Regions from separate parts of the Homo sapiens genome. Here region 2 is linked to region 1. Evidence: chromatin loops called from intact Hi-C (ENCODE). Cell type or tissue: OCI-LY7. All regions are shown on one strand. Links, peaks and the distances in the headings refer to the core of each region. The heading gives the core; the rest is flanking DNA. Region 1 has its middle 53 kb from the start of TIAM1. Region 2 has its middle 52 kb from the start of TIAM1-AS1.

The links. Peaks named below come from ENCODE experiments on the same cell type or tissue, not always from the same donor. Only the 100,000 strongest peaks of a DNase experiment are listed, where the experiment ranks them.
Region 2: a loop joins it to region 1, with 5 times the contacts of the local background. A loop is called at or near these places in 4 of 110 quality-filtered maps.

The regions. Positions count from the first base shown.
Region 1 is chr21:31,389,687-31,404,707 of GRCh38, forward strand. It overlaps a transcript of TIAM1 not described here. Among named protein-coding and RNA genes, the nearest start is that of TIAM1, 53 kb to the left of the region's middle. RefSeq lists a silencer at 14,136-14,336. In OCI-LY7, for the core only: no CTCF peak of the experiment used is centred there; a DNase peak (open chromatin) is centred at 8,485; H3K4me3 peaks cover 1,570 bases; H3K27ac peaks cover 2,242 bases.
Region 2 is chr21:31,499,247-31,514,267 of GRCh38, forward strand. It overlaps a transcript of TIAM1 not described here. Among named protein-coding and RNA genes, the nearest start is that of TIAM1-AS1, 52 kb to the right of the region's middle. RefSeq lists a silencer at 10,555-10,614. In OCI-LY7, for the core only: CTCF peaks have their summits at 10,540 and 10,743; DNase peaks (open chromatin) are centred at 6,835, 7,805 and 10,545; H3K4me3 peaks cover 2,134 bases; H3K27ac peaks cover 2,716 bases.

The sequences.
Region 1 (15,021 bases), core at 3,875-11,874:
ATACTACCATTTAATCTCTTATTTTCAACCTCTAGAGAGAGAAAGATTTTAACCAATATTTGATGAACTGTCTAACCTACTTAGTGAGAACAAGCTTCAATTTATCTATCTTAGCCCTGGTATTTTTCTATATAAATCAATTCCTAAAGCACATATTTATAACTATAAATGTCAAGCCTCCACTCTGAGTTTTGGGCTCTTCATTCTGCACTCCACCACACATTATGTCCAACATGACAAATTTATTTCATTACATTCAGTAATCAGGAATATTTCCAGTGGTGGGAAAAAGCCTTGGAACATATCACTTTTCAGTATGGCTTCCTCATTTTAAAGATATATTTTTAAAAAATCTATTAAGAGGAATTTTTTAGAAAGCACAAAGACTTTCTTAAGCAAGAATGAGGGAACGTGAGAGATTTTTGGAGAATTTATACTTACTCATTCCTCAGTACCCACTTTGTGGATGCAGTATTATGGACATAATGTTTTCAGTTTTGATTAAATAATTAATGATGTAAAAACAAGGTATTATTTAGATTCTCTCCAATCACCAGGAGAACAGAACCTCAGGACTCCAACTTTCTTGTTTTTCTATATTCTCTAAAGCAATTTGAGAATCTCACTAATGGACAAGTTGTAAAACTTTTGTATTACTGTTATCAAAAATGACAAGTGATTTACCAGTATACACGTTCACTTCACTATTGTACCCTTTAAGATAATATCTTCCAATTTAAACTTGATCTTGGCTTTGCCTTTTCCTATGTATTGAAATTACATTAGCTCTTCTCATCAGCATCCCCCCGAAAGTAAGAATTAAGAATGCAGGAGCACCTATACAATCACAGATGTTATGAGCAGGAAGAAGGTCATCAGACAAGATTCCAGGAGGTGAAACATTGTATCAGCTCAGAAGAGAACCATGATCCGTGCAACCAAAGACTGAAATTTTTAAGCAAAACTTCATTATGGTTCTTGAAAAGTAAAGTCTAAAAACAACAACAAACCACCTTGTATAAATGTATATTTTGCTGTTTGATCGAGCCCAGAGCTTTTTAAATGAACCTATGCCAGGAAACACTGATGTTCACCCATTAAAAACAACTTTTTAATTGCATGCTGCTGAATTCTAATACATTCCAAATGGAGGCTCCTCATTCTCCTTTCTTCATGCAGAAAGTGACGACTAGCTTTTCCAGGATCAAAACCAGACCAGTATTCAAAGATTCGTAGTAGGACCTGGGCACGCACATCAAAGGGACTTCTCTGGCCTTCTACCAGCCACGCCTCTTCTTAAAGGCAGACAGGCAGATACCTTTCTAGATGATACCAGGGCACCCTGGACCCAATGCCCACGTCCAGGCCTTCTAGGGGCTCTTTCTTAGTTCTGACCTGGCAAGGTAGAGGACGATGCTACGTGTGCACTCATAGGCCCGAGGGCAGCTCTTGGTGGGGATTTTAAAGGGGGCTTCTTTGTGTACGCTGTTGTGTCCATAAAACCTTTCATTGTCCAAGATGGAGCCAGGGGTGGGAGGATAAGGAAAGGTCATGGCTGGGGCTGGCTTTTCCCTACCTTACGTTCCCACATGGTATTCCAAGGAGTCTGACAATTGTAACTCTGAATCCAGCTTTCCAAGTCGTTATGAAAGTCTAGGCCGGGCGCAATGGCTCACCCCTGTAATCCTAGCACTTTGGGAGGCCGAGACAGGCAGATCACCTGAGGTCAGGAGTTCGAGACCAGCCTGGCCAACACGGCAAAACCCCGGCTCTACTAAAAATACAAAAATTAGCTGGGCGTGGTGGCAGGCGCCTATAATCCCAGCTACTCGGGAGGCTGAGGCAGGAGAATCGCTTGAACCCAGGACGTGGAGGTTGCAGTGAGCTAAGATCGCACCATTGCACTCCAGCCTGGGTGACAGAGCAAGACTCTGTCTTAAAAAAAACAAAACAAAACAACGGAAAGTCTATTTGTCAAGGTGGGAGAATATATTTTATTTTACAATTTGTTACCTGGACTTACAACTTTTACATATCCAGACAAAGGTTATATGTGCCTCCATTTGTATTCTTGCCCGCAGGCCTGCTTCCTTCCACCAAAAAGAGACCATGAATACCTAACTTTTTTTAAAATTAAAAGCTGCTAGACATATAAAGAGAGTCCCTGATTTAGGACGGTTAGACTTACAGTTTTTGACTTGACAATGGCACAAAAGCAATAAGCATTCAGTAGAAATCATACTTTAAGTACCCATACGCCCATGCTGTTTTTCACTTTCAGTACAGTACTTAATACATTACATGAGATATTCAACACTTTATTATAAAATAGGCTTTGTGTTAGATAATTCTGCCTAACTGTAGGCTAATGTAAGTGTTTTGAGCACATTTAAGGTAGGCTAGGCTAAGCTAGGATGTTCGGTAGATTAGGTGTATTAAATGTATTTTCAACTTAAGGTATTTTCAACTTACGATGGGTTTACTGAGTCATATTCTCATTGTAAGTTGATGAGCATCTGTACTCCCATTCTCAGAAGCCATGAAAACACGGTATTTTAAGGTTAACTTGGTATTGTCTGCCTTGTTAAAAAGTCGAAAATGAGGCTGGGCGCGGTGGCTCACGCCTGTAATCCCAGCACTTTGGGAGGCAGAGGCGGGTAGATCACCTGAGGTCAGGAGTTCAAGACCAGCCTGACCAACGTGATGAAACCCCGTCTCTACTAAAAATTCAAAATTAGCCGGGCATGGTGGCAGGCGCCTGTAATCTCAGCTACTCAAGAGGCTGAGGCAGGAGAATCGCTTGAACCCGGGAGGCAAAGGTTGTGGTGAGCTGAGATCGCGCCATCGCACTCCAGCCTGGGCAACAAGAGCAAAACTCTGTCTCAAAAAAAAAAAAAAAAAAAAAAAGTCGAAAATGATCTTCAATACCTGATATAGTGTTGTCATTTGTCCCCTCCAAATCCCATACTGAAATGTGACCTCCAATATTGGAGGTGGGGCCAGGTAGGAGGTGTTCTGGTCAAGGCAAGGGCAGATCCCTTGGCTTGGTGCCATCCTTGCAGTCATGAGTGAGTTCTTGCTCTGTTAGTTCAAGTGAGAGTGGGTTAAGAGAGACTGGCACCGCCTACTCTCTCTCTTGTTCCCTTTCGCCATGTGACATGCTTGCCCCTTCATCTTCTGCCATGAGTAAAAGCTTCTTGCAGCCTCACAGAAGCCAAGCAGATGCTGGTGCCTTGCTTATACAGAACCGTGAGCCAAATAAACCTGTCTTCTTTTTTTTTTTTTTTGAGACTGAGTCTCACTCTGTTGCCCGGGCTAGAGTGCAGTGGTGCGATGTCAGCTCACAGCAACTTCCCCCTCCTGGGCGCAAGCAATTCTCATGCCTCAGCCTCCCAAGTAGCTGGGACTACAGGTGCCCACCACCATGTCCGGCTAATTTTTGTATTTTTAGTTAGGACAGGGTTTCACCATGCTGGCCAGGCTGGTCTCGAACTCCTGACCTCAAGTGATCCGCCCACTTTGGCCTCCCAAAGTTCTGGGATTACAGGCATGAGTTACTGTGCCCAGCCCTCGCTTTAAAAATTACCAAGCCTCAGGTATTGCTTTACAGCAATGAAAAACCGATTAACACAGTACTTTGCCAGAATTATTAAAAATGAAAAACGAATGCAACAGGCTGTCCACTGACGTCCACTTCTGAGGCTGCTTTTGAGGCATTACTATTCCATGAGCTCAACACCACCCTGTCCTCCCCAGCAGCATCCTCTGCCTCTGCACCCAGAACACGCCCAAGAGACATGGAGGCTCCCAGAGCTGAATGCAGTCACATCGAGCCTTATAAAACCTGTGTGTGTCCAAACTGCTGGATTCCACATGAATGTCGGGAATCCTCTCCACCACCACTGAGAACCATGGCTAAAGTATATCTGAATTTTTTAAGAGAAGAATTTCAGTACCTCCTTGGACTTCAGTTGTTTGTGAGGACTGCTAAATAGCCATTTTCTAAAGCTGAGAGTGTCTGTTTGAATGTGGAGTATCATAAAAAGTCACTTAAGGAGTGGTTTTAATGGAAACAGAACCAGCACTCAGAATGCCCTAAATCTTTCCTGTCTTTACCACTGACTGTTATACTATATAATAACCATATGGCCTGCATTTCCAGGAGAGTTCCAATTTCATGTATCTTATTACATTAAATTAATAAATAGGCTTATACTGATTCTTAAAGATTTTCTTTTTTTAATATTTTCCAAATGTTATACAATAAAGCACGTTTTTTCATAATCAGAAACAAATAAATTTCATTTATATATTATGTGAATATACATTTATATTTATATTCTGTGCATACAAAAACCCGCATGTGAATGCTTATAGCAATTTTATTCATAATTGCTAAAACTAGGAAGCAGCCACAATGTCCTTCAGCAGGTGAAGGGATAAATAATCAATGGTATATCACACAAAGGAATATTATCCGGCACTGAGAAGAAATGAGCTAGCAAGCCACAGAAAAATATGGAAGAACCTTGAAGACATATTACTAAGTGAAAGAAGCCCATCTGAAAAAGCTACACACTGTATGACTCCAACTACACGACATCCTGGAAAAGGTGAAGCTATAGAGACAGTAACAAGAGCAGTGGCTGCCAGGAGATGGGGGAAAGGAGGGATGAACAGGCAGAGCACAAAAGATTTTTAGGGCAGTGAAACTAATTCTGTGGGATACTATGTGGTGAACACACGTAATTATACATTGGTCCAAACGCACAGAAGGTACAACACTGAGAGTGAAGCCTGGTGTAAACTATGAACTCTGGGTGGTGATGACAGTTGAATGTTGGTTTTCTGTTTGTAAGAAATGCACCAGTCTGGGGCAGGATGTTGGTGGTGGGAGAGGTGGGCCAGGAGTGAGAGAGGAAGGGGCGTACAGGAACTCTGCGCTTTCCACCCAATTTGGCTGGCAACCTAAAACTCCTCTAAAAATGAAAATCTACTCATTCTCTCTCTCTCTCTCTCTCGCTCTCTCTCTCTCTCTCTCTCACACACACACACACACACACACACACACACACACACACACACACACTGCCAGAGGAGCCAGGGCAAACACACAGGGCTCCTGTTTATGGCCACTTGCCTGAAGCAGTGGGCAATCATTCCCTCCACCTCCTTGCCCACAGCCTTGGTTTCTTCTTCCTTCCATAGTATAAAGTGATTCTAGTTGCTACCCATGAGCTACAGGCATTATTATAAAACTAGTAAGTGGGGCCAGGCATGATGGCTCATACCTGTAACCCCAGCACTTTGGGAGGCCAAGGTGGGTGGATCACTTGAGGTCAGAAGTTCAAGACCAGCCTGGCCAACACAGTGAAACCCCGTATCTACCAAAAATACAAACATTAGCCAGGCATGGTGGCGCGTGCCTGTAGTCCCAGCTACTTGGGAGGCTGCGGCACCAGAATTGCTTGAGCCTGGGAGGCAGAGGTTGCAGTAAGCTGAGATCGCGCCACCACACTCCAGCCTGGGCAACAGAGTGAGACTCTGTCTCAAAAAAAAAAAAGAGGAGGTGGGGGGAGAACAAAACTAGTAATTGGAGCTCTCTGGAGATGTCACTACGTCTCAGGGGGCTACTTCTAGAGAAGTGACAAATGGCCCCACACACAGATCACTGCTTGCCTCCAGAGAGAAGCAGTCCACTGGGGACACGGTGCCGCTGCAGCCATGTGACAATAAGGATGGCTTTCACACCAGAGCAGCAGGGAAAATTGGACAAGAGGGGCCCTCGGAGACCGAGGTCATCTAAACACAGCCAATCACCAGATACGCCACAGAGGCGAAGAGAAGGGCCAACCCTGCATTTTCTGCCACAGGAGAATGTATTGTTCTCTCCAACTGAGAAAGCAGATTGCGTTACATTTCTCCACATAAATGAACTTACACAGAGGGCATGGGGGTAGTAAAAGGTGCTGGACGAGAGAATAAATATTGACTAAAACATCTATCTTGGGGAGGGGGCGCATGCGTTCCCCTGGCTGTCGCGTGAAAATTTTTGCTTTATAAATTGGGGAGGTTATTAAAAGGACGTGAGATGCATGGAATTAATGAACAACTATCTGTGAAAATCTATCCTAATTAGGAAACAACATGTACATGCCTGAAACAGCAGGCCAGTAGGGAGGGCCTGAACAGAAAGAAAACAAGGAGCGAAAACAAAATAAGGCTGTCTAGCAAATGAGGGCATCATTCTTCCTCTAGATTTAAAATTCAACAGGAACATGGCTTTTTTCCTCCGTAATGGCTGTGAAATTGATTGGGATATAGGCTAACAGAGGTCCCCAGAGTGCTAAACTAAATTAGAGGAAGTCTTATAATTACAGCTAGCAGTTAATTATTATATGATGGGAATTGTAATCAAAGTAACAGATACACTATTATTTTCCATCTTCTCTGCAAAACACATCTAACAAAGTCTCTTAAGAGGAGTAGAGGGGCTTGTTTGTGGTTCAACTTATGCCGATTCCTACTGCCCAAAATCCAAACAAGAACCTCGCTCCTGCAGGTGACTTGGGCTGTGACCTCGGCGCCTGCCCCATTCCTGCCTTTCCCACGCATGCCTCCTGCCAATCTTCAATACATTCGCGGGTCCCTCTGCCTGGAATGCTCTTTCTCTAGATTTCCACGGGGTCTCTCCCTCCACGCAGACCTCAGGATCACACCTCCTGGGAGAAGTATCCACTGACCACCCTGTCTAAAATAGATACCTATCACCCCCTCCATGTTTATTCTCCTACCTGCCCCACTGTAGCTCCCGAAACACTGTCTGGCTCTGAGTTGGTCCTCAATAAATATAAAAAATAATAATAATAAATGTAAAATGTTTAAAATTAATATAATAATATGAAATATTATATAATATCAATTATATTATCAATTATAACAATATTATATTTAATAATATTAATATAAAACAAAATATTGGGCCAGGCGCGGTGGCTCATGCCTGTAATGCCAGCACTTTGGGAGGCCAAGGTGGGCGGATCACTTGAGGTCAGGAGCTCAAGACCAGCCTGGCTTCACATGGTGAAACCCCACCTTTACTAAAAATACAAAAATTAGCCGGGCCTGGTAGCAGATGCCTGTAATCCGAGCTACTCAGGAGGCTGAGACAGGAGAATCACTTGAACCTGGGGTGGAGGTTGCAGTGAACCGAGATCGCGCCACTGCACTCCAGCCTGGGCGACAGAGTGAGACTCCGTCACACACACAAAAAAAATTTAAATAATATTTTATGCCCTTCCACTTTTCTAATAGTGGAAAGAAACCAAAGCAAAGGGATCCTTCGATCGCTGTGATATGATTGTATTTAAGCGAACAACATTCTAGCAAGACCTATATTCAGACCAGCCTGGAAGTGATAAAGTCTGTGTTCAACTTAGCAGCAGATCTTTAGATGTAACATCAAAGAGGTAATGAAAGGGAATTAGGATTTTTTAGGTATCTTTTATATTCTAAGCACTATGTTTGGCTCTGAAGAGATATGATCTCTTAACAAAGAACTATCATGCCCGTTTGTAAGTGTCATTTTATAAACAGCAAAAAACTGAGGCAGAGAAGTTGTTCAAAGTCACATATACAGCAAGTGCCAAATTCCTATACAGATCTTTTTGCATCCAAAAGCTCTAAGGGTCCATGTTTCAAACCGCTTCCTTCCTCTTTTCCTTTCTCTCCTCTTTTCCTCCCATTTTAATTCCTTTGAAAAAAATTCAGAAGTAGAAACCAATATACAAAAATCTTGATACCTGCCACCCAAAATGAACATTTCTAATTTAAATCATGAAAATCACATTGACCAAATCAGCTCCTGGTTTAAGTTGCCCAATATCCCCGCGCCAGAAATGAGATAACAGGACAAAGAGCTGGTGAAACCTCATTCAAATTACAATTTATGGCCATCCTTCCTGGCTTGGTGCCAACACGTTATGATCCAAATCTGTTAGGGGGAGTCTTCCCAGTCAAAGGCAGCTCTGTGTAAAACAAACCTCTCTATACAGAAAGAAACGCTTTCATTCCATTCCAGAAGTCAGAATGTGAAGATGCTGGGCTGCTTTCTGCCAGGGCAAAACGAAAGACATGGAAAACAGGGAAATGAGAAGGGACAGAGGCAACAGGTCTCACACTAACCATTTACAGATAACAAAGGAACTTCAGAATTCTTCCCTGCTACCTTGTAGAATGGATGAACCATGGAATACCTGATAAACTTCTAAGCAAGCTTCAGCCTGCCCCTGTGCAGATCTGCACAGACTCCAAGTACCTCCCACTGCCATGGGATGTACATGGACCAATGTGTTGGCTTCCCTTTGACCTCCCCCCTACAACCTCCCCCAACCTCCCCTCTGCACCAGCAGAATGGGACCCAGGGGCACAGGAAGTGCCTAATCTCTGCAAGCAAATGTCAATCTTCAGGGCAAAAAAAAAAAAAAAAAAAAAAGCTTTGTTCTTTAGAACCAGAGTTGAAACTAGGTTGAAATGACCACATCAATTCACTAACTTGAATTCACAAAGGAAGCACCTGTTTTCAGAAAGGCGTGTAAAATTGTAAAACAATCTTACTTTTTATGCCATCCTTCTGAATGAAGAACTGTGGATAAGCTGGGCCTGGGGGAGACCTGGTCAGTTTTCCCACACAGTGGTAATGGTTTGTGTTACTGAAGAAAATGTCAAAAATTTTTTCTTAAATAAACCACCACATAATTTTACTCCACTAAAAATGAGAAATAACATAGCCATGGGAAGTAGCCCACATCTTTTGTATTCTCCATCACACTTCAAATATCTAAACACCTGACCAAGCACATAAAGAAATGGTGGATGTGCTATCACTGCAAAATTCCAACTGTAGGCAGAAGTTTGCCATCCTCATAGCACAGTACACAGTTCCCAGACAGGAAAATTCTTTGTGCTCCCTCAGTAAAGGAGAAAAATTATGACCAATTACAATAACAAGGGCATTAGCCACTTTGATAAATATCTAAGCAGGCTTCCGTCTGTGCCTGGGCAGATATGGAGAACGATTTAGTGTGATATGAGAATACAGAGTTGATCACTTATCTTGTGAAACTGAAGAAGAAAGAGAAATGTAAACGTCAGCATCTCTTATCACCCAGGCTCTGACTCTTCTCAAACTATTAAAAATAGCCTTTGGGATGGGCCCGGTGGCTCACGCCTATAATCCCAGCACTTTGGGAGGCTGAGGCTGGCAGCTCACCTGAGGCCAGGAGTTCGAGACCAGCTTAGCCAACATGGAGAAACCCCATCTCCACTAAAAACATAAAATAAATAGATAAATAAAATAAAATAAAAATAGCCTTTGCCAGAAACTAAAAAGAAACAGCAAAGCCAAAATTAATTCCACAAGGCGGAATTGGTTGCTTTACTCATTTATACTATGTATAATAAAGAGTAATAAATTTCTATTATTATAAATCTTACTTTGACATTTTAGATATAACATCAATGCCCCCTGAGATATACTAAAATTTGTCTATAAAGCAAGGAAATTATTTTTTTTTAATATTGGCTTGGATAAGTTCTCTCTTTAAAATTTATATGAGAATATCCTTAAATACTTCGTGCCATTTCAAACCGATTTTGATTTAAGATATATTACAATCTATTAAAGTTTTAAAAATAATAAATTAACGTTTAGGTCAACTAAATTAAATAATTATATACAATACATTATTGCTTTAAATCCCAAGGCAAAGAAAGGAAATTGCTTCTTCAGGCTGACAGAATGAATTGTATGCATCCACTGTGGGGGGAAATACCTTCTTCATCTAAAAGAGCTTGCCCCAAAAGTTTCTATTGCTCACAGCAAAGGTTGCAAAATGTGAACATTTCTAAAATGGAGGATTTTGTGTCTTGAGATATATGTTATAGCCCAAGAGATGAGTAAACCATAGCTGTTACAAAGAGGTGTTATCTGAAATTTTCCAAGCTTAAATTCAATATGACATTTAGCATTATTAAAACCCATTAAGATTTTTGACTTTGAGTTGATACAAGCGAAATGAGTGGCCCCCTGCACAAATAGACATGCCTTTCCCTGGATCATCAAAGCCAATATACCAGCTCATAAATGTCTCTCACAAGTTTTCTTTATTCCCCTAACTCAAATAAAGCTAACTTCATGGTTGCCTTGGAAAACAGACCTTTTTCAGAGAATGTTGACACTTTCATTGATTTCTAAGGGCTCCTGATAGCGTATGGGCACACACATACACTCACTCACACATATAAGTCAGAGAAGCCTGACTGTCAGCTGTATATGATCCTATCTACCAAAAAAAACAAACAAAAAAACAAAAGCTAAACCAGAATTTTAAAGAATTGGAAGGAAATATAAGGGGAAATATAAGGACAACACTCTTTTTTTTTTTCCTTTTCTTTTTTTGAGACGGAGTCTAGCTCTGCCACCCAGGCTAGAGTGCAGTGGCGTGATCTTGGCTCACTGCAACCTCCACCCCCTGGGTTCAAGCAATTCTCCTACCTCAGCTCCCGAGTAGCTGGGACTACAGGCACCCACCACCACACCCGGCAAATTATTTTTGTATTTTTAGTAGAGACAGGATTTCACCATGTTAGCCAAGCTGGTCTCAAACTCCTGACCTCAGGTGATCTGCCCACCTCAGCCTCTCAAAGTGCTGGGATTGCAGGCATGAGCCACCGCACCCGGCCAGACACCACACTTTCTGATTTATAAATTAGAGCAGTGGCAGCACATGCTGAAATATACACTCCAGGAGAGCAAGATCTTTGTGGATTTTCTGCACTCCTATATCCCAACTGCCTAGTAAAGTGCCTTTGAATGGATTTTAGCTCATGGAATCCTCTCAACGACATGATGAGACAGGTACTATTCCTACCCCATTTTACAGATAAGGAACTGAAATTCAAAGAACTTCGTTACCAAAGTGACACAGCTGGTTAGTGGGGCATAGAAGCCTTTAGGTCTTGCCCAGTCCTCTTCTCTGTCTTTACCATTTGGTTACTGTATTCCTGTCATCCAGTGACTTCAACACACATCAGAAGTCCTTGACTATTAAAGTGGAATCCCGGCCGGGCACAGTGGCTCATGCCTGTAATCCCAGCACTTTGGGAGGCCGAGGTGGGTGGATCACCTGAGGTCGGCAGTTCGAGACCAGCCTGACCAACATGGAGAAACCCCGGCTCTACTAAAAATACAAAAATTAGCTGGGCATGGTGGCAGGCTCCTGTAATCCCAGCTACTCAGGAGGCTGGGCAACAAGAGCAAAACTACTCTTGCCTGGGCTACTCCAGCCTGGGCAACAAGAGCAAACTTCATCTCAAAATAAATAAATAAATGAATAAATAAATAAATAAAGTGGAATCACTGCAGGGTGAGTCTGCATTTTTTAAGTCGAAGTTAGGAACTCAAAAAGTAAACAAGTGCATATGAAAAGATGAATTCATATGCACTAAGTTAATTCAAAAGCATGAATGAAAGTATTTTTTAAACTAAATATTCATTGGTGATGTCATGTATCCAATGACCTCTGCCCCTAGTCAGTGTTAGTAACCAGCTCTTCATCAGCTACAGATAGACTCCAGCACTTCTGTACCTCTTCCTCATTCTACTGTCTAGACCTGAAATTTTAACTGGGAAAAGCTGGAAGCTAACACTAGGCAAGAAAAAATGGGCCCTGCCCTCCTATTGTAGCCTAGAGCCGAATATAAACAATGGTAAACTGTTCCTCTATTGGGATATGGCAGCCATGTCAATCATTGCTTCCCAACAATCCCACCTTTTGGAGAGCCTGCCTGGGCAAGTCTGAGACCACCCATCATACATACACCCTTGCATCCCAGCAGAAGCTAAGTGAATACATGACTCAGTATTGGCCAAACAGACTCTCACTTAAAAATTTGGAATTAAGATTGGGCTCATGCCTGTAATCCCAGCACTTTGAAAGGCTGAGGCTAAAGGATCGCTTGAGCCCAGGAGTTCGAGACCAGCGAGACCCCATCTCTACAAAAAATATAAAAATTAGCTGGTCATGGTGGTATGCACGCCTGGAACCCTAGCTACTCAGGGGGCTGAGGCAAGAGGATTGCTTGAACCCAGAAGTTCGAGGTTGCAGTTAGCTAGAACCGCACTACTGCCCTCCAGCCTGGGAAACAAGGCAAGACTCTATCTCTTAAAAAAAAAAAAAAATTGGAGCCCGGGCATGGTGGCTCACACCTGTAATCCCAGCACTTTGGGAGGCCGATGCGGGTGGATCAGGAAGTCAGGAGATCGACATCATCCTGGCCAACATGGTGAAACCCCGTCTCTACTAAAATACAAAAAATTAGCCGGGCGTGGTGGTGCGCACCTGCAATTCCAGCTACTTGGGAGGCTGAGGCAGGAGAATCGCTTGAACCCAGGAGGCGGAGATTGCAGTGAGCCGAGATTGAGCCACTGCACTGCAGCCTGGCGACAGAGTGAGACTCTGTCTCAAAAAAAACAACAACAACAAAAAATTGGAATTGAGACACTGTGAGACTAAGACAGTTACCTAGAGGAAAGGTCAGGTAGTATTGGACTAGAGCAACATTGCACCAAATCAAAGCCATTTGGTAAGCAGTAAATCTGAGATGTCGTCAGAGACCAACCAAGAAAGTCAGTCTGCAAGTAGGAACAAGAAAATGGCAAAACCTTGCAGAGAAAAGCAAAAATTGACACTATGGGGGCCTCTGAGAGATGCAGGACCAACGTCTCTTCCTGATTTTCCTGCTTTACAAGGCCCGCACAACCCTGGCCGTCCACGACATTTCCCATATCCCTTCAGTAACACCATTTTTGCATGAGTTCACTTGAGAGAGCTTCTTCACATTTCATCATAACCAAAAGATCCCAAGAACATAGTATTTCCCCCCTCAGTTTCTCCCCGTTAGAAAAACTGACTAAAGGCCGGGCGTGGTGGCTCACGCCTGTAATCCCAGCAGCACTTTTGAGAGGCCGAGGCGGGGGTATCATGAGGTCAGGAGAGCGAGACCATCCTGGCTACCATGGTGAAACCCCGTCTCTACTAAAAACACACAAAAAAATTAGCCGGGCGTGGTAGCAGGCACCTGTAGTCCCAGCTACTCGGAAGGCTGAGGCAGGAGAATGGCGTGAACCTGGGAGGCAGAGCTTGCAGTAAGCCAAGATCATGCCACTGCACTCCAGCCTGGGCGACAGAGTGAGACTCCGTCTCAAAAAGAAAAAGTGACTAAACAATGTATCTTCCTGTACGTCTCCAAGAAGACAGGGGCTCACAGCACCACGGCTAATGTGCAGGGCTCATAATCACAGACCACTGCCAACATCCCTGAAATGCCGAATCCCAAAAGGCAGCATGACTCAGAAGAATTTGAATTATCCCAAGGTTAACAGTTAAGTATAAAGATGATATACTTTTTTATTTTTTTAAGACAGAGTCTTGCTCTGTCATCCAGGCTGGAGTGCAGTGGCACAGTCTTGGCTCACTGCAACCTCCGCCTCTCCGGTTCAAGTGATTCTCCTGCCTCAGACTCCTAAGTAGCTGGGACTACAGACGCGTGCCACCACACCCGGCTAATTTTTTGTATTTTTAGTAGAGACGGGGTTTCACCATGTTAGCCAGGATGGTCTCGATCTCTTGACCTCGTGATCCGCCCGCCTAGGCCTCCCAAAGTGCTGGGATTACAGGCGTGAGCCACTGCTCCCGGCCGATGACATACTTTTTTAAGAAAAAATTCCATAGTACAGAGAAAACAAAAACAACTCCCCGCTGCTTTTTTTGAAGAAAATCTACCAAGCTCTCAGGCTGTTTTTCAGCTATTCAGGTAGCGCTACAGAACAAGGCCAGTCTGACTCATGATAGCTCAAAATTATAAAATAATCTACCATGGATTCAGCCTTACTGGTTTCAAATACACATAACATACAAACAGATGCCCAGATAAATACATAAAGAAGTGAAGCTAGAATAAGGAATAGTCTAAAAATTGCTGGGGGCTGGAGAATAGAGAGATCCCTTCTGCTTGATGCATCTTGCTTGATACTGGAAGAAAGAACGAGGAGAAAAGTCAAAAAATGAATTAGACAGTCCCTGCCCTCAAAGACTTCCTAGTCTAGCTGAGAAGACAGTCACCCTCACAAATAGCTCAAATCCAGGGCAGATAGTGACAGAGGCTAATTGGAAGTCTCAGCAAAGCGTGATGGGATCACGGAGGCAGGAGCAATTAATCACAGGCAAGCCAAGCAGGCGACACTTAGCCGCAACTCACACAGGGCTGTCATTGTAAAAGGAAATCCACTCTAACAGTTATCATGAAATTGCATCCATGATCTTTGAGTCTTATCAGTCCATACCTTTTATCTGATTAATCGAAATCCCACCCTTTTCCAGGAAAAACAACATTTGTTTATCATTCCCTCCAAGAGCTCTTAAGATGACACAATGACCTTGAATTATCCTTTTATCTTTAGAAAATATCCTCCCTCTGAAAAGGCAACAAAAAAGTGAAGATAATAACCCCAAGGAGTTCAAGACCATAAATGAAAATAACCAAATTGCTTGGTCTCTATCCCATAACTGAGCTGCTGGACTTCACAGTCCACTCAACTGTTTGCCGTGTTAAAAATACTTAAGCAAACAGAGCTATGCTAAAAAGCCATGTGTCTATACAACATTTATTACAGTCTTAGACAGAGGTTCTGTCCCTCATCAAAAAACACTGGTCAAATCCTACACTAAGTCCTATTTTAAAGAGGAAAAAAAAAAGTGTATGCCAAGCTAATGAAATTCCAGTATGGTCTTTTTTTTTTTTTTTAAGAGATGGGTCTCTTTATATTGCCCAGTCTGGTCTGGAATTCCTAACTCAAGTGGTCCTCCTACCTCAGCCTCCTGAGTAGCTGGGATTACAGACTTGAGCTACCACTTCCACCTATTTATTGTCTGCAATTCTGTGACTTGCATTGTGCCAATT
Region 2 (15,021 bases), core at 3,707-11,706, 110 kb after region 1:
ACACATAAATGACATACTTTAACAAAGATACAGCCAGGCACAGTGGCTCACACCTGTAATCTCAGCACTTTGGGAGGCTGAGGTGGACAAATCACTTGAGCCCAGGAGTTTGAGACCAGCCTGGGCAACACGGTGAAATCGCATCTCTATAAAAAATACCAAAAATTAGCCAGGCATGGCAGTACACGCTGCACGGGGGCATGAGGATCACTTGAGACCAGGAGTTCAAGGTTATGGTGAGCAACGGTCACGCTGCTGCTCTCCAGCCTGGACCAGAAAGCAAGACCCTGTCTCTGAAAAAAAATTAAGACTAAAAAAAAAAACGCTGAGCACGGTGGCTCACGCCTGTAATCTCAGCACTTTGGGAGGCCGAGGAAGACGGATAACAAGGTCAGGAGTTCAAAACCAGACTAGCCAACATGGTGAAACCCCATCTCTACTAAAAATACAAAAATTAGCCAGGTGTGGTGGTGTGCCCCTGTAATCCCACCTACTCAGGAGGCTGAGGCAGGAGAATTGCTTGAACCTGGGAGGCAGAGGTTGCAGTGAGCCAAGATCGAGCTACTGCACTCCAGCCTGGGCAACAGAACAAGACTCCGTCTTAGGAAATAAAAAGAAGAAGAAAACAAAAAAAAAAACAGCTGGATGCAGTGGCTCACGCCTGTAATCCCAGCACTTTGGGAGGTCAAGGCGGCAAATCCCCTGAGGTCAGAAGTTCAAGACCAGCCTGGCCAACATGGTGAAACCCTGTCTCCACTAAAATACAAAAATTAGCTGGGCATGGTGGCGGGCACCTGTAATCCCAGCTACTCAGAGGCTGAGGCAGGAGAATCACTTGAACCCAGGAGACAGAGGTTGCAGTGAGCCAAGATCGCACCATTGCACTCCAGCCTGGGTGACAGAGCGAGACTCCATCTCAAAAAATAAAATAAAATAAATAAAAACAAAGAGGAGTGGTAGCAAAGGAGGACAAGTACACCCTTGGAAAGGCCAGCTTGCTGTCAGAAAGCTGGATTCGGGCCCAGCTCTTCACTGACAGGCAGCATATGACTGGGTCAGCTACTTCACTCCTGAAACTCAGTTTTCTCTGGAAAGAACAACAGCAACCTTCAAAAAGGTGAAGCTGCAAGGGTCTAACACAGCATCCGCCATGCAGTAGACCCTTGGCCAACGAGGCTTTTCCCCTTTGTCAGCTGACATCAGGCCAGCACACAAGTCCTCTGTTAGGGGTTTAACCGGGTCTCCCAGAAAGATATGTTGAAGTCCTTACTTTACATCCCCAGTAGCTTGGAATATGACCTTATCTGGAAACAAGGTCACTGCAGATGTGGTCAAGTTAAGAAGAGGTCACACTGGGGCACAGCAGTCTTTTAATCCAGTATGTTTAGCATCCTCAGGAGGAGGACAAGGAGAGACAGAGACACACAGGGATGATGGAGGCACAAAATGGAGGGAGGCCTCTACAAGTCAAGGAACTCCAAAGCTTTCAGAGAAACCACCAGAAACTAGGAAGAGGCATGGAACTGACGGTCCCACGGAGCCGTCAGAATGAACCTACCTGGCCGACATCTTGATTTTGGACTTCTGGCCTCCAGAATTGTGAGAGGATTCATTTCTGCTGTTGGAAGCTACCAGTTTGTGCTATGTTATAACGGCAGTCCGAGGAAACAGCTACATCCTCCTCCCCTCTACAAAAACCAAATTCTTGACTTGCCTGAGAAAACAGGACACTTTTACAAAGGCAACTAATAAATAACATTTCAGGAAAGGCTATCTTTGCTAACACGCCCTGGCAGCAGAAAGAGAAATGTGGGTGTTTTGTTGGTTCTTTTTTTTTCCCTCTCTCCTCCTCCCTGCCCCTCTCATATTGGACTCGCCACCATTTGGGGTTAATGATTCCCCCAAGGGATAAAGATACAGCGAAAGAAGGACCTTCAGATGCAGTCCAGAAGGTCAGGACCACACATTCCATTACTGCAGAGGCTGGTTCACACCCCACGTACATTGCACCCTCCAGGAGCCCCTTACCAATGCTGCTCAGTTACAACGGTGAAGAACCGGGGTGCTGGATTTTTTTTGTTTTTAAAAACGGAATGGGCTCTCAGCAAGCCACAGGTCAATCAGGATGGAAAGAAGAGAAGGGGGAGAGAGTCAACGCAAAGCAGAAAATCACTTTTCTAGGCATCTACACAACTAGGAGGAAAAAAAGTGACCTTTGGGCCTGATTGACCAAAGTGACCCAAGCTCGACGGCTTTCTTTGGCCTTTCGTATCTACCTGTTGTTCTCTCAAGACAAAACTGGTATTTCTCACTGGAACCCACCAAATCCATGAAGTGGTTTTTGTTTGTTTGTTTGTTTGTTTGTTTGTTTTTTGAGACAGGGTCTCGCTCTGTTGCCCAGGCTGGAGTGCAGTGGCGCGATCTCGGCTCGCTGCAACCTGCACCTCCCAGGTTCAAGCGATTCTCCTGCCGCAGCCTCCAGAGTAGCTGGGATTACAGGCATCTACCACCACGCCTGGCTAATTTTTGTATTTTTAGTAGAGACGGAGTTTCACCATGTTGGCCAGGCTGGTCTCGAACTCCTGACCTCAGGTGATCTGTCCACCTCGGCCTCCCAAAGTGCTGGGATTACAGGCGTGAGCACTGCGCCCAGCCTTGTAAAGTGGTTTTTACCAACAACAAAGAAGCCACTTGCTTGGAAATGTGGGACCAACGGGCTGAATGCCCCATCCGCAGCCACCTGGGAATTTAATCAGGGTAAGACTAAGAGCAGGCACTGCCTTGTCCATCCTATTTATTCTCCCCCAGGTTTCACTTAGCTGTTTTGAGAGCTGGGGGAAAGTTCCAGTGTCAAGGAATTCAACTGGCAGAATTAATGACTCAATAGCTTCAGTTCTAATAAGGTTACCAAACCAGTCCGCCAAGTAACATATCTTAAAGAAAAAAAAAGGTAAAAGGAGAAATACCAGAGAGGACATTTTAGGGGCCCACAAACACTGTCAGGAAGGAAGCAATTTTATTATTTGTTTTTTATTTATCTTTTGAGACAGGGTCTCGCTCTGTCGCCCAGGCAGGAGTGCAGTGAGGTAATCTAGGCTCACGGCAGCCTCGAACTCCTGGGCTCACGCAATTATCCCGGCCTCAGCCTCCCAAGTGGCTGGGATTACAGGTGTAAGCCACCGCACCCAGCCTGGAAGCAATTTTAAGAGAGGGCTGACTTCCATGTCCATTACTACCACAACCACCACCATCACCTACCACTTCCTACCACCCTCCCCCAAATCTGGGTCAGCACCAAGCATGAGGAAAATGGAACTAAGGACAGGATTTCAGCTAGGAAAAAAAGGAGATCACGAAGCCTAGATAATGAGTCAGGTGAGAGGAGTTTCTGCTCCATTCAGGACGCTGCCTTAAGATGTATTATGCCTAGATCATCCGTCTTGAGTTTCCTGGTTCACTCCGGATTGCACCCTTTAAAGCATTTCGTAGTTTCCCTTTACAATCAGATCCTAATGATTCAAGGATTGCTAATCCAGGTGGCTGTACTCTCCAATTTTGGTTGCCAGCCATTTCTCTGCTTAGGAGCATCTCATCAAAGGGAGAGCAAAGGAAGTTTAAAGAAAGCCAATCAGTCAAGCAAGGCACCCTCACATTCCAAGCTCTTACTTGAGTTAGGATGATGAAATTGACTTGGCAGGGGCCAAATCAAAAATAGAGGAAAAAAAAGGATGGGCGCAGTGGCTCACGCCTGCTGTGAGAGCCACACCCTGGGCTCTGATGTATGTTGCAGTGACATGGCTAAATGTACCAAGGTCAAAATTGTCCATAATCCGCTATTGTGTCTCCCTTAGGAAAATGGTGAAGAAGGCTGGGTGCGGTGGTTCACGCCTGTAATCCCAGCACTTTGGGAGGCTGCGGCGGGTGGGTCGTTTGAGATCAGGAGTTCAAGACCAGCTTGGCCAACACAGCAAAACCCCGTCTCTACTAAAAATAAAAAAAATAGCCAGGTGTGGTGGTGCGTGCCCGTAATCCCAGCTACTCAGGAGGCTGAGGCACAAGAATCACTTGAACCCGGGAGGTGGAGGTTGCAGTGAGCCGAGATTGTGCCACTGCACTCCAGCCTGGCCAACAGAGTAAACTGAGGAAAGAAAAGAAAAAGAAGAGAAGAGAAGAGGAGAAAGAGAGAGGAAGGAAAGAAGGAAGGAAGGAAGGGAGGGAGGAAGGGAGGGAGGGAGGGAGGGAAAGAGAGAAAGAGAAAGAGAAAAAAAGAGAAAGAGAAAGGAAGGAAAGAAGGAAGGAAGGAAGGGAGGGAAGGAGGGAAAGAAGAGAGAAAGAGAAAGAGAGGAGGGGAGGGGAGGGGAGGGGAGGGACCTGAAATCAGCACTCCAAAATACACTTGCTTTTTCTCTGACAAAACCAAAACGGCAGGCTGTAGGGATCCAGCACTGTGCATCCTGCATGAAAACAGTGGCTGACAGTGTCAGGACCCACAATACCTCTTCATCATCACAGTAAAGTCCGCCCTCAGAAGACTGGAGAGGTTGAAAGACCAGGAGAAACACCACCATTTGAGACATCACTAGCCTAAAATAAATAGGTTAATTTATGTTTAAAAAAAAAAAGTGAGGACCAGACTATGACCCCTTCCACGTCCAAAATTCTAAGCACGATTTGATAGACTAACTATCCTAGGTATTCCAATGGAAGAGTTGGGATCAGCCCATCCACTTTCCCAGAGCAGATCTCTAATGCTTATATGGTATCATTCACAAAGGGATAAAAGAGTAACTGTCCCTCCTGCCAATCCCTGCCCAACCTTACAGTGAACAAGAGCCTGAATCTTCCAGATGAAGCATGAGCGCTCTCCAAGTTAAGCATGGGCGTGCAAAGGGCTGGCATGCTGTCTGTCTTGACTTGCTGAGGACTGACAGGTTCCTGCTTGCTGGCATATGTGTTACAAGGCAACCCAGGCCTACAATGAACAACAGCCTGAGAGGGGTTGCCTTTGCAGGTAAAAGGGAGATCTGATTTAATCTTCACAGAGATGCAAGGGTGCATCCAGAAGAGGGGGCATGGCCGCTGAGAAGTGAGGAATCCAACCCTTTGGGGTAATTCATTCCCCGATACTTTTCAAGGATGGGCTGCCACTATGTCAAAAAGAAGGTACAACAAGTTCGCTACCTGGCAATTTCAGAAGCCACCTTGAGGGCAATGCACCCCTCCTCCAAGTTCAAGAATGCCACTGTAAGAAGCAGAAGCAATATGGGGAGCTGGGATCTAGGTCGCTCCTCTGTTAGATCTGAAAAGACTAAAACATGAAAACTTCCAAAGCTGGTAAAGCTCCTACTTCCCAGTTAGCTCAACCCAGTGGAACCAAGGGTAGTTCTCCAGGTCAATGTCTCTGACTGCACCAGGGGCTGATGACTTCTGCAGTGGAGGGGGAAATGCAGAACTCAGTTTGGTTTTTTCTACGTTCAGATCCCAAGTCATCCCTTTCTTCTTTGGATGTTAAAGTAGTATTCATCGGCCTGCATTTTTTCAGGATCTCATGCTTGCTAATAACCACTGTTACTAAAAAAAAGAAAAAACTTCTAGAGAAACCTGACCCTTCTCCCAGAAGCTAAGAACTTGACAGCTATGGTCTCCTCCACATAATAGATACTCCTGCCCTGATACTGCAAGACAGAAATGACCACTTTTAAAGAAATTAGCAAGTACCTTCAACAAATTTGTTATTAGCCTCTGACAGTCCCGCACTGGAGACCTCAGAAACACCAAAAATAAAAAGATACAATCCCTGTCATAAAGGGACTTAGGACACAGAATGAGTGAGGACCCCATGGGCCTAAAGCAGCATCCCATGGTGTGTAGCTAAGAACAAACCAGATTCAATCACAACTCAGCCACTGATTGGCCGGGCGACCACAAGGCCAAGCAAGCTACTTAACCCTCAGTTTCCTCACCTACAAGATAGAGATCGTGAATCCACCTCACAGTGTTGACATAGGATTCAATGATATAACTCATGCAAAAAAGCTTAGCTCTCTACAGGAGATATTATCATCAGCATGAATAATTAGATTCTAAGACCAAGAAGTATAAATGTTAAAAGATATGAAAGGTCAAGGAAATTTTAAAACTAGAAGACCTGGAAACTGGATAAACAAAGAGCAAAGAGAGATCAAGAAAAAAAAAAGTAAATGTATTCTTCTTAAGCCAAGCTCACTGGTGTCATTCACAAACACAGGGAATTCTTGACCAAAAAGATGACTAAGATAACTACTTCAACCAGCACACTCTGGAGCCCATGGAATTGGAAGAGCACTCATTGAGTGTAGACATTGCAGAGAATTGTGGGGGAAAAAATCAGTGGATCAGCATTACCGTCTTAGATGTTTAAAGCCTCTGAAGTTTTCTTAGATGGAAAGATCATCAAAGGTTACTATTCCAGCTCATTTTAAAAGCTGATGCCAGGCCGGGCACGGCATCAGATTTTTTTTGTAATCCTAGCAGTTTGGGAGGCTGAAGCGGGCGGATCACCTGAGGTCGGGAGTTCGAGACGAGCATGGCCAACACAGTGAATGAAACCCCGTCTCTACTAAAATTACAAAAATTAGCCGGACGTGGTGGCGGGTGCCTGTAGTCCCAGCTACTTGGGAGGCTGAGGCAGGAAAAATGCTTGAACCCAGGAGGCGGAGGTTGCACTGAGCCAAGATCTTGGGCCACTGCACTCCAGCCTGGGCGACACGGTGAGACTCTGCCTCAAAAAAAAAAAAAAAAAAAAAGGCTGATGCGCACAACAGGAAACGACCAACTTGCTCAAGGTCCCACAGCTTGCTGGAGACAAAGCTCTGATTACAACCCAGGCACTGATGGCTGCCCTCATAGTTTTCTGCCCAGCACGACTCCTCTTCACAGCAGGAAATCAGCCACCTACACAGGCTCCCTCCCCATTTCCATCTCTCTTCCCATCCCTAATAGCACTCTCTCTAAACTCACGCACTCTCACACACGTACACACACACACACACACACATATGCATCTGCATCTTTTTCCTCCCTTCCATATCTTTTTTTAAGGTATAAGAAATACATATACCATAACATCTATCATCTTAACCCTTCTTAAGTGTACAGTTCAGTGTTATTAAGTACATTCACATTATTGTGCAACTATCACCAACATCCATCTTCCGAACTCTTTCCATCTTGCTAAACTGAAAGTCTATACCCGTCCAACACAAACTCCCTTGAATTTCACTACTCTAGGTCCCTCATACAAGTGGAATCACATAGTATTTCTCTTTCTGTGTCTGGCTAATTTTACTTAACGTAATGTCTTCAAGATTCATCCATGTTGTAGCATGTGTCAGAATTTCCTTCCTTTTTGGCCAGGCACAGTGGCTCATGCCTGTAATCCCAGCACTTTGGGAGGCTGAGGCAGTTGAATCACTCAAGGTCAGGAGTTCAAGACCAGCCTGGGCAACATGGTGAAACCCCATCTCTATTAAAAATACAGAACTTAGCCAGGCATGGTGGCGCAAGCCTGTAATCCTAGCTACCTGGGTGGTTGAGGCAGGAGAATCACTTTAACCGGGAGGCAGAGGTTGCAGTGAGCCGAGATCGTGCCACTATACTCCAGCCTGGGCGACAGAGGGAGACCCTGTCTCAAACAAACAAACAAAAAACTCCCTTCTTAAGGCTAAATCATATTCCACTGTACGTATACACATTTTGTTGACCCACTCAATCAACAGACACTTGGGTTGCTTCCTCTTTTGGCTATTGTGAATAATGCTGTTATGTGCGTGGGTATGCAAATATCTCTCTAAGTGTCTGCTTTCAATTCTTTTGGGTAGAGACCCAGAAGTGAAATTGCTAGATCATATGGTAATTCTATTTTTAATTTTTTGAGGTGCATGCACCTTTTTAATTTTTTTTTTTTTTTTTTTTTTTTTTTTTTTTTTTTTTTTTTTTGAGACAGAGTCTTTCTCTGTCGCCCAGGATGGAGTGCAGTGCAAGGATCTCAGCTCATGAAACCTCTGCCTCCTGGGTTCAAGCAATTCTCTTGCCTCAGCCTCCTGAGTAGCTGGGATTACAGGCACCTGCCACCATGCCCCGCTAATTTTTTTGTATTCTTAGTAGAGATGGGGTTTCACCATGTTGGCCAGGCTGGTCTTGAACTCCTGACCTCAAGTGATCTGCCCACCTCAGCCTCTCAAAGTGCTGGGATTACAGGTGTGAGCCTGTAAAAGGGACCATGTCTGGTCCCTTTTAAAATTATATCACACTTCTCCATAACTACAACTAATAGCAAAATATGTTTTCTTTTTTATTCAACTAATGTTTATTCAGCACCAATTATATGGTAGGCCTTGGGCTATGTACCTGGGATACGATCAATCATGACCTAAAGTCATGGTCCCCGTCCTCTTGGGACTCACAGTCTAGCAGGAGGGACAGACAGGAATCAGATCACAGGCAGCTATCTGGAGCAGACAGACAACAGTGAAACTGACGCAGGCAGCAGTAACTCTGCCATCAATCATATTATGGGAAGGTGTTTTAGGGTGGTAGCCCAGGGGTGGGTGTGTGCTGTGGGTTGAATTGAGTGCCTTAAAAGATATGCTGAAGTCCTACCTGTCCTACCTCCCAGAACCTGTGACTGTGACCCAACTGGAAATAGGGTCTTCGTAGACATAATCAAGTTAAGATGAAGTCATACTGGCTTAAGGTGGGCCCTATTCTAATGACCAATGTCCTAATAAAAAGAGGGAGACTTGGACACAGACAGACATGGGGAAGGAGGACATGGAAGACACAGACAGGGACAGGAAGGACGCAGCTGCACACTGAGGAAGCCACCAGAAGCTGGAAGAGGGAAGGACAGGTTCTTCCTTAGAGCCTTCAGAGTGAACGTGGCCCTGCTCACACCTCAGTCGTGGACTTCGAGCCTCCTGAACTGTGGGAGACTACATTTGCATTGCTTGACGCTTCCCCTCCATGGTACTCTGTTAGCACAGCCCTAGGAAACCCTACAGGGTGGAACGTAGTCCTAGGTTGGATTCTTTTCTACCTTTCCTTGGAGTGGGGAGGAGAGAGATAGAGAAATAAAGAACTAGGTTTTCATATTGAAATTTCTTTTTTTTTTTTTTTTTTGAGACAGAATTTGGCTCTTGTTGCCCAGGATGGAGTGCAATGGCACAATCTCGGCTCACTGCAACCTCCGCCTCCCGGGTTCAAGCGATTCTCCTGCCTCAGCCTCCTAAGTAGCTGGGATTACAGGCATAAGCCACCACCACACCCAGCTAATTTTGTATTTTCAGTAGAGATGGGGTTTCTCCATGTTGCCAGGCTGGTCTCAAACTCCTGACCTCAGGTGATCTGCCCGCCTCTGCTTCCCAAAGTGCTAGGATTACAGGCATAAACCACCGCGCCCAGACTCATCTTGAAATTTCTAACCAACTTTCGATCCTGGCCTGTGGACCTGGGTCTCAGCTTCTGACTCTGTAGGGTGAGTGTGCCCTTAGACTATATCCGAGATCCTAGCGTTGAAGTGGTCCTAAGGTTCCCACGGAGTCTTTTTCAAGCTAGCCCACAGGGCAGTTCCTGATCACCCCCATGGGAGACCTATGCGCACACTATTGGTATTAAGATATGACTTGCTGCAGGACATTTAGCAAACTGGGCTGTGCTACGAACTCACCTGCCCCTCCCCCATGCCTTGTCATGAACAAAAATGCCTCCACCCCCATGTCTAGAGAAGCCAGCAAGAGGTGAGACCCCCTGGAGGGAATGAGTCTTAAAGCTGGGTCATAGAGCAGGCCACTGATTTTCCATGAGATCTATGTTTGAATACATTTGGAGTATCTGCGTGCCTCCGTGGTGGAGATTATGGGGTATGGAGGGCACCCTGCACAACGGTTCTTCAGGACTACCCGACAAACCCTACCTGCTGAGACTGGGAGGTCACCCCAGGGAGACTCACCCATTTAGGGAACCACTACTACAGCTGGGAGTGTCTCACCCTGTTGGATGGATCAGGCATGGCATGGGGAAGCCTCCTGAATATGACATGGAAAAAGGAAGCAGACATCCCCCGGCAGAGGTGCAAACCCAGCTCTCCTGGAGTCCTGCAAAGCCCCCAGGACCCACTCAAGGGCCATGTGAGCACCAAGTCACCTGCCTGGCACAGGCGCCACTTCCCACCCGCTCCTCGGGCACCCAACTGTTCCAGCACTCATCACTGCACCTCCTCCGCCACTGTCAACACAAACACCCACACCCAGGCAGGAAGTAAAAATAACCAGCCGTTTCATAGCATGTCTCATGCCTCATCTCCTTCCCGAGGCACGCCTCTCTCAGTCCCCTGCAGGCATCAAGGACCCACAGAGAGGAGAGAGAGGCAGGGAGTTAAGACAGTTCCAATGCCCTGTGCTTTGTCTACACTGTCAGACAGAGATCATCTCTAAAAGGGATAAAAGTCAGAGGCCCTTCCCTTGCAACAAAGACGGGGCTGCATGTTTCTCTCTCAGGGGCGCCCCCTACCTGGAAGGACAGTTCTTTCTACCAGTAAATTCCACGTGCCTGGAGAGCCGCAGAACTTCAGGGATGAGTCAGCCAATTACCGCTGGGCCCCTCCCCACCACGAGAGTGTGTTTATCTATCTCAGGCAGAGGTACTAGTGCCCAGGCAGAAAAGACATGAAAATCACAACCCCAGACCAGAACTAGCATCTTTTATGAGGCACAGCCATCAAAGGACCTCCTGACAGCAAAGCCTGGTGCTATGGTTCTGAAGTGCATCCCCCAAAAAGATATGCTGAAGTCCTAACCCGGGGTACCCGTAAATGTAACTGCATCAGTTTGCTAGGCTTGCCATAACAAAATACCAGAGTCTAGGTGGTTTGAACAACAGCAACTTATTATCTTACAGTTCTGGAGACTGGAGTCCGCGACCAAAGGGCCAGCAGGGTGGTTTCTCCTGAGGCCTCTCCTCGGCTGGCAGATGGCTGCCTTCTTTCTCGCTGTGTCCTCACACAGCCTCTCCTCTGTGCGTGCACATCCCTGGTGCCTCTATGACCAAATTTCCTCTACTCATAAGGACAACGGTCAGATGGATTAGAGCCCACCCTAAGGACCTCATTTGCACTTCATCATCTCTTTAGAAGTCCTGTCTCCAAATACAATCACATTCTGGCGTAATGAGGGTTCGGGATTCAACATATGAAGTTTCAACATAGGAAGTTTTGGGGGAACACATTTCAGCCCATAACAGACCTCATTTGAAAACTGTTGGGCTCACACCTGTAATCCCAGCACTTTGGGAGGCCAAGGCGGATGGATTGCCTGAGGTCAGGAGTTTGAGACCAGTCTGGCCAACAAGATGAAACCTCGTCTCTACTAAAAATACAAAAAATTAGCCGGGCGTGGTGACAAGCACCTGTAATCCCAGCTACTCAGGAGGCTGAGACGGGAGAATTGCTTGAACCCAGGAGGCGGAGGTTGCAGTGAGTTGAGATCATGCCACTACACTCCAGCCTGGGCTACAAGAGTGAAACTCCATCTCAAAAAAAAAAAAACAAAAAAAACTGTTTACTTTTTATGATCATGTCTTGCAGATGTAATTCATTAAGATGAGGACATATTGGAGTAGGGTGGTCCCTGAGTTCCTATGACTGGTGTCTTTGCAAGAAGAAAAAAGACACAAAGATACACACAGTGAAGGTAACCATTTGAAAGCAGAGACACATAGGACAACGCCATGTGGCAACAGAAGAGAGACAAGTCAAAGAATGCCATAGGTTGCTGGGAAGCACCATAAGTTAGGAAAAGGCAAAGAAGGATTCTACACAGCATCACAGGAGGAACCAATGCCGCGGGCACCCTGAGTCTGGGCTTGTGCCCTGCAGAACAACGAGAGAATAAACTTGTGTTGTTCTAAGTCACCCTGTTGGTGGCACTTTGTTAGGGCAACCCTAGGACACTCAGCCCTAGGAAACCAGGGTGAGCAGTTGGCTGGGCACTAAAGGTTCAGACCTCTTGAGGCCGCTTAGCCATACATAGAAAGCCTCCGTCAACACTATTTCCTTCTAATAAAATTCAATAATTGACTTGCAATACAGCCTAGCAGAGGAATTCTTAGTGCGGACTCTGTGGCCAGACTGCCTGGGTTCAGAACCTTGGTCTGTCCCTTACCAGACATCTGACCTTGGCCAAGACACACCCCCAGGGCCTCAGTTTTCCTCATCTGTAAAAAGGGCATGATAATAATAGTATCTAGCTCATCCTGCTAGGAAAATCACATGAGGCAATACTTACGCAGCAATCAATGCCTGGCACCGAGTCCAAGCTATGCATGGGTTTGATAAGTCCTGACAAAGAGTTATGTCACCGACGTATGCTTCTCTCAGTTGTATGTGAAATCCCGAAGAATCCTGGGTCGGGCCTCCCCGATCCTGGACTGATCATGTGTAACCTTAAAATTCACCAAAGTTCCAGGAAGGCACTTTGCAGAAAGGGAAAATGTAATAATACAAAGGAAACATTCCTAAATGATTAAAATGTCCCAAACTTACACCTCGTTGCTAGGGCAAGGGAAAAATATTATAACAACAAAATTTAATTTGAGAATCTATTTGAAAAATCAGCTGGAAGTGACAGGCAGAAATAGACAAGAGAGACACCATCTCAGCCATGGGCACGAAGGAGAGTGGCAGGTTAGGGTCAAGTGGCAAACCACAGCCCGTGGCAAACTCCTGGGTATGTCACACACAAAAACGTTGACAAGACATTTACCTAAGCTGCCTGGGATGCACTGAATTTCCTTATCCTACTGCAATTTATTTTATTTGTTTATTTTATTTTTTGAGATAGGGTCTCACTCTGTTGCCCAGGCTGGAGTACAGTGGTACAATCTTGGCTCACTGCAGCCTTGACCTCCTAGGTTGAAGCGATCCTCCCACCTCAGCCTCCCAAGTAGCTGGGACTACAGGCACATATCACCATGCCCAGCTAATTTTTTTTCACTTTTTGTAGAGGTGGGGCCTCCCCTGTGTTGCCCAGGCTGGTCTCAAACTCCTGGGCTCAAGTCATCCACCCGCCTCGGCCTCCCAAAGTGCTGGAATTACAGGTATGAGCCATCTCATCTGGCCACAATTTTATTTTTACTGTTGTCACAACAGCACTATATAAATCAATGAATGGCCTGTGACCCAGTTTGAAAACTACGGACACAGCCCTCTGCAAAATCCTTCCTACTTCATTTTTTCAGAATATTTAACTCCAGGGACTAAATTCTGAGGAAAACTCCCGGGACCTTCTTTTCTTTTCCAGAGTCAAAGACAGTCCTGTCTTTTTCTTTTTTCTTTTCTTTTTTTTTTTTTTTTTTGAGACAGGGTCTCACTCTGTCACCCAGACTAAAGTGCAGTGGCGTGATCTTGGCTCACCGCAACCTCCACCTCCCAGGCTCAAGCAATCCTCCCGCCTCAGACTCCCAAGTAGCTGGGACAACCGTTGCAAGCCACCATGCCTAGTTAGGTGTTTTTTTGTTTGTTTGTTTGTTTGTTTTGTATTTTTGGTAGAGACGGGATTTCACCATGTTGCCCAGACTGGTCTCAGACTCCTGAGCTCAAGTGATCCTCCTACCTCAGCCTCCCAAAGTGCTGTGATTACAGGCACGACACACGGCACCCAGCCAAAGACAGTCTTTTCTAACCATAGGGAAAACTATAATGTTCTAAAATAAACAATATGAGACTGGACACTAAAGACTATGAGGAAACAGGCTTCCAGAGGGCTAACTGCTCTATGCTAAAAATTCAGTGAAGTTTAACATTTACTCTTTTTTAACATAATTCTTAACTTCTAAAGCAATGCTATTTATTTTGTTTAATAAACATTTTCACACATGCCATATATATATGTTCCATACATATACACGTACCATGTTCCAGACACTATTTTAAACCCTTCACAAATATTAACTCATTTAATCCTCACAATGACCCTATGAAATAGGTAAACTATATGACACCATTTTACAGGTGGGGAAACTGAGGCCCAGAGAAGCTACCTGCCCAAAGTTAAGAGCTGGGATTCCAGTCCACTAGTCTGTGCTGCTCTAATTGATTTCTTCATCAATTTTCTCACTATCTCAGGTGCCCCTGTTCGCTATTAAGCGAACTTCCTCTTGAGTTTCAATGCTACCATGTTGTGAAATGCAAACTCTTAAACAAACAGCCCTGCCATTCAGGAGGGTGACCCACAAGCTCTCACCCTTTCAGCAGTCATCATCCCTTCCATGTTCTTTAGCAGTAGAATCAGACTGTCAAAATTAGCTCCTTAGAAACCAGAATATACCTATATTGAAAGAGCTAACTTCTGGATCTGTTTTAATGGAAACTCTTGTACAGATACCATGCCCTTCAGTTGTTTTCTTTAGGGTCAATCTAGACCTACTTGTAAAAATAAGGTTCTGGAGCCAGATGCAGTGACTCATGCCTGTAATTCCAGCACTTTGGGAAGCCGAGGCGGGTGGATCACCTGAGGTCAGGAGTTCAAGACCAGCCTGGCCAACATAGCGAAACCCCATCTCTACTAAAAATACAAAATTAGCCGGGCATGGTGGCATATGCCTGTAATCCCAGCTACTCCGGAGGCTCAGGCAGGAGAATCACTTGAACCTGGGAGGCAGAGGATGTAGTGAGCCGAGATGGTGCCATCGCACTCCAGCCTGAGCAACAAGAGCGAAACTCCATCTCAAAAAAATAATAATAATAAGGTTCTGGCACATCCCCCAAAGGCCTGCGACAGAGGGACATTTCTGGAAGGAAAATTCCCTTGTATTTCAAAAGCGGCTCTGACCCCATCCTCCTGCCTCATCCCACCCTCAATTGTATTTCATGATCTAAGAGGTGAAATTAAGAACAGACTCCCTGACTTGTAGAATCAAAGATGTTTGCCCCCACACATAATGCAAACCCAAGATTAAAGAAAGTAAAAACCGTTTAAGACCAAAAAG